Linked DNA regions of Homo sapiens: region 2 is linked to region 1. Evidence: read pairs that join two places in POLR2A ChIA-PET (ENCODE). Cell type or tissue: B cell. All regions are shown on one strand. Links, peaks and the distances in the headings refer to the core of each region. The heading gives the core; the rest is flanking DNA. Region 1 overlaps LOC101927863 (a long non-coding RNA gene). Region 2 overlaps SPIRE2 (spire type actin nucleation factor 2).

The links. ChIA-PET counts read pairs that join two places held together with the same protein. Peaks named below come from ENCODE experiments on the same cell type or tissue, not always from the same donor. Only the 100,000 strongest peaks of a DNase experiment are listed, where the experiment ranks them.
Region 2: POLR2A ChIA-PET joins it to region 1 with 14 read pairs; 1 of 35 experiments calls an interaction of 5 or more read pairs at or near these places.

The regions. Positions count from the first base shown.
Region 1 is chr16:89,501,230-89,505,612 of GRCh38, forward strand. It overlaps LOC101927863 (a long non-coding RNA gene), which reads right to left. Exons shown (of 5, transcript NR_188547.1): 3 at 3,816-3,924; 4 at 2,978-3,082. Among named protein-coding and RNA genes, the nearest start is that of SPG7, 5.0 kb to the right of the region's middle. In B cell, for the core only: no CTCF peak of the experiment used is centred there; no DNase peak of the experiment used is centred there; H3K27ac peaks cover 367 bases.
Region 2 is chr16:89,839,100-89,843,482 of GRCh38, forward strand. The region is part of intron 1 of SPIRE2 (spire type actin nucleation factor 2); the gene reads left to right. Among named protein-coding and RNA genes, the nearest start is that of SPIRE2, 13 kb to the left of the region's middle. In B cell, for the core only: no CTCF peak of the experiment used is centred there; a DNase peak (open chromatin) is centred at 2,352.

The sequences.
Region 1 (4,383 bases), core at 188-4,187:
AATTGCTTCAACTCGCGAGGCGGAGGTTGCAGTGAGCCGAGATCGCGCCACTGCACTCCAGCCTGCATGACAGAGCAAAATTCCGTCTCAAAAAAAAAAAAAAAAAATACACAGCAGGGACGGGGATGGTAAACCCAAACTGCATGCTTTCGTTCAAGGTTTCAAGGTGTGTATAAAGCAAAAGTACCTGTCCATCTCCAGATAATCTTGAACTTAACCTGATCAGCCCTTGTGCTCCCCAGCCAAAGCTCACTGAGCGTTCCAGAAACCAGAAAGGCATGCTGGTCTCTGGAAGGCTGCTGAAAGCACCCCAGGAAAATCCCAGCACCAGCCCAAGTCCACTCATGTGGTTCTGTTTGTCCATGGGTCCGCGAGGTGAGGAGGTCTGAAGTGGGCCAGCCGGGGTTCGGATTTTATGTAGAAATGACTACCTGTAGCTGGGTACGGTGGCTCACGCCTGTAATCCCAGGACTTTGGGAGGCAGAGGCGGGTGGATCAGGAGGTCAGGAGATCGAGACCATCCTGGCTAACACGGTGAAACCCCATCTCTACTAAAAATAGAAAAAAATTAGCCGGGCGTGCTGGCAGGCGCCTGTAGCCCCAGCTACTCGGGAGGCTGAGATGAGAATGGCGTGACCCGGGAGACGGAGCTTGCAGTGAGCCGAGATTGAGCCACTGCACTCCAGCCTGGGCAATAGAGCAAGACTCCATCTCAAAAAAAAAAAAAAATGAAATGACCACCTGTTCCTTGTCAAACCAGCCCTTTAAGTTACAACAAAAAGAAAGCCCTCCTCCTGCTCCATGTCCACACTGAGCCTGGTGTCTGCGGCCCTGTCCTGGCGTTTCAGAGGCCGGTCTGGAGACTCACCCTCATCGCCCTCAGCAGCTGGGCCACCAGCAGCCACATGCTGGCCTCTGCTGGCTTCTCTCTTCCTGGCGCTGCAGATCAGAGAACGCAGCCCAGAGTGGGCACCAAGACACCCCAGGCTTTACTGGATCCTCTGGGAGAACCAGCCCCATGCCTCGGTCCTGCCAGGATCCTTACCTTCTGGCACTGCTGCAAAAGCCTCCCTCCTCCCTGGCCTCACATTCCCACCTCTGGCCTCTCTAGAGTCCATTCTCTCAGCAGCCAGTCATGCTTTTACCACAGACTTTATTAGTCCTCAGCAGCACTCCCCCTCGGACTCTCCAGCATTCCCTGGCCGCTCCCCACTCCCCTGCTACCTGCCCCCTCCCAACTGGCCACACCCTGGCCATCAGTTAGTCGGACTGCAAGCTTGTCCAGTCCAAGAGACTAAACGGTCCAGTCGAGCCACTCCCAGATTCCTGACCCTCAGAAACAGAGTGAGATAAGCATTTGTTGTTTTAAGTTGCCACGTTGGCGAACTCGGAATGCACTGCCCAGGGCCGTGGGGATTCCCGTCACGTGGAGAGGACATAGGCTGTCCCTTCCAGGTCCTTAAACACCTGCCCAAAGTCCCACACCCAACAATCTAAAGAAACGCTGAGGAATACATGATTATTTAGTCATGCTCAAATTCCTGTACAGGTTTCTTGCTAGTAGAAACGGACTTTCCGCCAGGCGTGTTGGCTCACGCCTGTAATCCCAGCACCCTGAGAGGCCGAGACAGGTGGATCACCTCAGGTCGGGAGTTTGAAACCACCCTGACCAACATGGAGAAACCCCGTCTCTACTAAAAATACAAAATTAGCCGGGCGTGGTGGCACATGCCTATAATCCCAGCTACTTGGGAGGCTGAGGCAGGAGAATCGCTTGAACCCCGGGAGGTGAAGGTTGTGGTGAGCCGAGATCGAGCCATTGCAGTCCAGCCTGGGCAACAAGCAAAACTCTGTCTCAAGAAAAGAAAAAAAAAAAAGGAATGAACTTTCCATCTTCTTTTCTTTTTTTTTTTTTTGAGACGGAGTTTTGCTCTTGTTGCCCAGGCTGGAGTACGATGGCGCGATCTCAGCTCACAGCAAACTCCACCTCCCGGGTTCAAGCCATTCTCCTGCCTCGGTCGGCCTCCAGAGTAGCTGGGATTACAGGCATGTGCCACCACGCCTGGCTAATTTTGTATTTTTATAGAGACGGGGTTTCTCCATGTTGGTCAGGCTGGTCTCAATCTCCAGACCTCAGGTGATCCGCCCACCCTTTTTTTTTTTTTTGAGGTGGAGTCTCACTCTGTCGCGCAGGCTGGAGTGCAGTGACGCGATGCGATCTCGGCCCACTTCAACCAACACCTCCTGGGTTCAAGCGATTCTCCTGCCTCAGCCTCCCAAGTAGCTGGGGTTACAGGCGCCTGCCACCACACCCAGCTAATTTTCGTATTTTTAGTAGAGAGGAGGTTTCACCATGTTGGCCAGGATAGTCTCCCAACTCCTGACCTCAGATGATCCACCCACCCTCGGCCTCCCAGAGTGCTGGGATTACAGGCGTGAGCCACGGTGCCCAGCATTTTTTTTTTTTTTTTTTTTTTTTTTTTTGAGACGGAGTCTCACTCTGTTGCCCAGGCTGGAGTGCAGTGGCGCGACCTCGGCTCACCACAACCGCCACCTCCCGGGTTCAAGCGATTCTCCTGCCTCAGTCTCCCTCCTGAGTAGCTGGGATTACAGGCGCCTGCCACCACACCCAGCTAATTTTCGTATTTTTAGTAGAGATGAGGTTTCACCATGTTGGCCAGGCCGGTCTCCAACTCCTGACCTCAGGTAATCCAGATCCAACCACCTCGGCCTCCGAAAGTGCTGGGATTACAGGCGTGAGCCACCACGCCCAGCCCCATCTTTTAAAGAAGAATAAAATCTGGTTCTACATGGATGAGTAAAGCCCAGTTAACAAGTGATATAAGAAGAAACTGTTTCCTAAGAAAGAGCTTCAGGAAGAAAATGTACTAAAATTTACAGAGATGAACTCGTTTATTTTCAAGCATTCCACAAGGTAACATGTTTTATGTAAGACATCCTCATATTCAACACATACCTTATTGTTCTGCCTGACTTTGCTTCAGCAGGAGGAGTCGCCGTGGGGGCGGCTTTGGCCATCATTATGGGTGCTGCAGTCCAAGAGCTCTGGAGGCCAGGCTAACTGCAAAAGCAAATGTACTTAAAAAAATTTTTAAGTTTAGTTGCTGCCAAATTTGGAAAGAAGCAAATATGTAATTATTTGTTCAGATATTAATAAGGAAGCCTAGATTTTTTTTTTTTTTTTTTTGAGACAGTCTTGGCCTGGCGCGATGGCTCATGCCTGTCATCCCAGCTACTCGAGAGGCTAAGGCAGGAGAATCGCTTGAAGCTGGGAGGCAGAGGCTGCAGTGAGCTGAGATCGCACCACTGTACTTCAGCCTGGGCAACAGAGTGAGACCTTGTCTCATAAAAAAAAAGACAGGGTCTCACTCATCACTGAGGCTGGAGTGCAGTGGCAAGATCTTAACTCACTGCAGCCTCCACCTCCCAGGTTCAAGCGATTCTCATGCCTCAGCCTCTCGAGTAGCTGGAACTACAGGCATGTTGCCACCGTGCCTGGCTAATTTTTTTGTATTTTTAGTAGAAAGAGAGTTTCGCCGTGTTGGCTAGGCTGGTCTTGAACTCCTGACCTCAAGTGATCCACCTGCCTTGCCCTCCCAAAGTGCTGGGATTACAGGCGTGGGACATAGCACCCAGCCAGAAGCCTAGATCTTTTTTTTTTTTTTTCAGATGGAGTCTCTGCCTCCCAGATTCAATCGATTCTCCTGCCTCAGCCTCCCAAGTAGCTGGGATTACAGGCACCTGCCACCGTGCCCGGCTAATTTTTTCTATTTTTAGTAGAGACTGGGTTTTACCATGTTAGCCAGGATGGTCTCATCTCCTGATGATCTCGTGATCCACCGGTCTCGGCCTCTCAAAGTGCTGGGATTACAGGCATGAGCCACCGCCCCAGCCAGCCTAGATCTTAAAATCAAAAAAAGTCCCAAAGATCAACTTCTGTCTCTGGAATGTTAAACGTTACTGTTTGATAGATGAGGCAACTGAAGTTTGTAGAGCACCTTGCCTGAAGCTTCAGCCCACAGCAGGAATAAGGGACAGAGCCTAGAATGCTTCTGCATCAACAGGGAACAAAGGCATGGGGTCTCCTCTCTGTCCACCTTCCCTTCCCACAGCCCAGGCTGAAAGGGCTGCCCTAGGCGCTCCTGAGGCCTCCTCTCTTATGGGGCTAGAGCTGAGGGAACCTGGGGTTGGTAGCCATCCAGAGACCTAAGGCGTGCCCTGACCCAAACCAGGAGTCACCAAGAGACTGCCTCTAGAGAATAGGCGGGGAAGGGAAGTCACACCAAGTCCAAGCGCAGAGTTCAGAGGGCTGAGGAGGGGTGACGCGGAAGTACAAATGAGTAAGCAGCAGTTAGGAAGTGT
Region 2 (4,383 bases), core at 294-4,293, 340 kb after region 1:
GGGAGGCCAAGGCGGGTGGATCACGAGGTCAGGAGATCGAGACCATCCTGGCTAACATGGTGAAACCCCATCTCTAAAAATACAAAAATTACTAAATACAAAAAAATTACTAAAAATACAAAAAATTAGCTGGGCGTGGTGGCGGGCGCCTGTAGTCCCATCTACTTAGGAGGCTGAGGCAGGAGAATGGCATGAACCCAGGAGGCAGAGATTGCAGTGAGCCGAGATCGCGCCACTGCACTCCAGCCTGGGCGACAGAGCGAGACTCCATCTCAAAAAAAAAAAAAAAACTGTTAGGGATGTCATGGGTGTGTGGCCGGGTGCCTGTGCCTTCCAGGAGTGTTGGCAGTGGGTGGGGGGCGGCGCTGATTTGAAAGTTGCTGCAGGGTGCCTGCTTTGGGCTGTTGCTAGTTCGTGGGTCTGCCAGGAATGGGTGTGCTGCGTCCCCCTGTCTGCCCTGGCCCTGGTGCTTCTGAGAGCACTCAGCCTGAGACCTGGGAAGCAGGAAACCCCTGGAGGCGGGAGAGATCAGAGATGGCTTCACTCACAGTCAGCGTTTAAGCAGCGGCCACGTGCGGGGGTTGGGCCCAATGTAGCCAAATGCTATGGCCTCATCAAGATGTGTGAGGTCTTCCTCTGGGGGTGGGGTGAAAAGGGGAGTCGTACCCCTTCCCATGCAGAGAGCATGGGCTCCCCCAGAGCCATCCCTGTCCTGACCCCAAGGCTAAGAGAGTCAAAGGCAGGGCAGCCTTGGGCCAAGCCTGGCCAGGGGGCCCTGGTGGCCTCACTGCCATTGTCACTGATGATCATGCCTGTGTGTGTCTGCCACCTGACTTGTTATTCGAGGTAACGCCATGCGTGAGATTGAGCAGGAGTCATCTCTGTCCTGCAGGTGAGGAAGTGAGGTCACAGGGGCAAGACACCCAGCGCCAGTAGCCACAGGTTGGTCAGGATCTGACCTCCCACCAAACCCCTTGTCGGGCTAGGCTGACGCTCCCAAGCAGATGGAGGCTGAGGCTGCCTGGTAACCTCTGTCCACCACCCACCTCCCTGCAGTGTGGGACGACCTTCCTCTTGAAGCTGCTGGAGGAGCTGCAGGCAGCAAATGTCCCACAGACATCCCTCTTCCAAATGAAACCTGTCATCTTTTTTTTTTTTTTTTTTTTTTGAGACGGAGTCTCGCTCTGTCGTCCAGGCTGGAGTGCAGTGGCGCGATCTCGGCTCACTGCAAGCTCCACCTCCCGGGTTCACATCATTCTCCTGTCTCAGCCTCCCGAATAACTGGGACTACAGGCGCCCGCCACCAGGCCTGGCTAATTTTTTAGATTTTTAGTAGAGACGGGGTTTCACCGTGTTAGCCAGGATGGTTTCGATCTCCTGACCTTGGGATCCGCCCGCCTCGGCCTCCCAAAGTGCTGGATTACAGGCATGAGCCACCATGTCTGGCCCAAATCCTTTCAAAGTTATATTTTAATGTTACCGTAATGTTTCTCTCAAAAGTTGGAGATGGTTTGCATAAAAATAAAAAGTTTTCAAATTTTTTTTTTTTTTTTTTTGAGATGGAGTCACTCTGTCGCCCAGGCTGGAGTGCAATGGCGCAATCTCGGCTCACTGCAAACTCCGCCTCCCAGGTTCACGCCATTCTCCTGCCTCAGCCTCCCGAGTAGCTGGGACTACAGGTGCCCGCCACCACGCCCAGCTTATTTTTTTGTATTTTTTAGTAGAGACGGGGTTTCACCGTGTTAGCCAGGATGGTCTCGATCTCCTGACCTCATGATCCGCCTGCCTCGGCCTCCCAAAGTGCTGGGATTACAGGCGTGAGCCACCGCGCCCAGCTGAAACCTGTCATCTTTTACAAGCACACACAGGATTGTTTCAAAGAAGACTCCCTAGCATCTTTGTTCTAGTCATTTGTTATTTTACACAAAAGAAATCTGAGTCAGGTGCAGTAGCTCACACCTGTACTCCCAGCACTTTGGGAGGCTGAGGCGGGAGGATCGCTTGAGCCCAGGAAGTCATGGCTGCAGTGAGCCATGATTACACCACTGCACTCCAGCCTGGGTGACAGAGCAACACCTTGTTTCAAAAAAAAAAAAAAAGGAAAAAGAAACTCAGGTGGCTTTTCTTCTCTCATTGAGGCTGTGCTTCCCTGCAGGGAGAAATAGGCTCTTAACTCTTAGTGGTGGATGGAAACGAGGGGTCCTGGTTCTGCCTCCCACCTTAGCATGGCACTAATAGACTTGATGAGAATCTGGGGTCCTTACTGCCTCCGTCTGCTCTACCCTGGAGAGAATTTTTTAGATAAGCAAAAGGTGGTTTGCATAACCCCATGTGGCCACGTTGGTGACGTGGTTGTGGTAGCTCTGTGGCCACGTTGGTGACGTGGTTGTGGTAGCTCTGTATGCACTTATACCTGGGTGTTCGGCTGGGTTGCTTGCTGTGGTCTGGCCATGCTCGGTGGCCCAGCTGCCCCATTTATTAGGGGTATGGTCTTGGGTAAGTTTCTCAACCTGCCTGAGCCTCGATTTCCTCATCTGTAACGAGGAAATTATGGCACCAACCTTTATGGGATGGCTGCGCAGATAGAGGCCACGGTAAATAATTTTTTTTTTTTTGAGATGGAGTTTTGCTTTTGTTACCCAGGCTGGAGTGCAGTGGCACGATCTCGGCTCACCGCAACCTCCACCTCCCAGGTTCAAGCCGTTCTCTTGCCTCAGCCTCCCAAGTAGCTGGGATTACAGGCGTGTTCCTCCCGAGTAGCTGGGATTACAGGCATGCGCCACCATGCCCGGCTAATTTTGTATTTTTAGGAGAGGTGGGGTTTCTCCCTGTTGGTCAGGCTGGTCTCCAACTCCTGACCTCAGGTGATCCGCCTACCTCAGCCTCCCAAAGTGCTGGGATTACAGGCGTGAGCCACCGCACCCCACAGTAAATAATTTTTTAACATCTAGTTTTATAACATCTGAGTTTTATAACATCCTGGGCTCGGGCTCTGACTGCAAAGGCCTCTGTCGGCCCCCAAGTCTCCCCCAGATAATCTCTCATCTCAGAACCCAGAGACACCCCAAGTCTTTGCAGCTTAAATACAATTAGATTCATGAACACGTAATTTTTTTTTTTTTTTTTTTTTTGTGACGGAGTCTCACTCTGTTGCCCAGGCTGGAGTGCAGTGGCACCATCTTGACTCACTGCAACCTCCACCTCCTGGGTTCAAGCGATTCTCCTCTCTCAGCCTCCCAAGTAGCTGGGATTACAGGCATGTGCCACCATGCCCAGCTAATTTTTGTATTTTTAGTAGAAACGGGGTTTTGCCATGTTGGCCAGACTGGTCTTGAACTCCTGACCTCAGGTGATCCACCCACTTCGGCCTCCCGAAGTGCTGGGATTACAGGCGTGAGCCACCGTGCCCGGCCGTGAACATTTAATTTTGATACAACTTTTTTTGTTAACCTATGGAGTATTTGAGCCAGAGGCACAAACATTAAAATTATTCCAACCAGAAGCTTCCCATGCACTGAGGACCTCGCCTGATGTGGGCTTAGTCTGTGAAGGCACTGAAGGGCCAGCCGGCCACCAGTCAGCCCTTCCCCACAGGGCCCTGGTCTGTTCCAGGGAGCACCTTTGTTTGGGTCTGATGTCTTCCACCTTCCCATGGCCTCGGCCCAATCACAGCTGCAAACGTGCTGAACGCCCAGCGCGGGCCAGGACTGCCCAGGCCCTGGGGACCCACACCCCCACCGTGGGCCACACATTGTTCTATGAACTCCACTGATGCGGGGGTGGATTGCTTTCCATTATGTTAATGGAGCAGGCTCCCTTTATCTTTGGCAATCTTCCTGGTTCTTGATGGCATTTTGAAAATATTTGTGGAGTTAGCAGGTCCACTGAGCAGATGATTTCATGGCTTAGATATAGACGCATATATACATCTTACCTCATTCCAGAAAGAATTCCAGGCAGCTGGAGCTCTTGTTCTAGCACAGTCCCACCTGCATGCCCAGTTCAAGGAAGGCTGTAGAATCGGGTGGATGTTTTGCATCCCACCCAGCGCAGCATCTTGGGAACCCCGGGGGAGGAGGGTTGGGGAGCACAGACCCTGGGCCCCACGGCCTGGCCCCACTCCTGGCACTTATCAGCCCTGATACCTTGGAGCAAACAGATTCATCCTCCGGTCTCTGTTTCCTCATCTGTGAAACGGGAAGTGGAGCAACCAGCTCCAGCGTGAGCACCGGCAAAAGGCAGGTTCGCTCCCGGGCCTCCCTCAGGGCCAGGTTTCATCAATGAAATACGTGACTCCAGCTTCCACCTGCATTTCCACTCGGACTGTGGTTCTCTAAGAGGCATAAACAGTCTTGGGGGGACATCTCCAAATCGGTGGTCTCA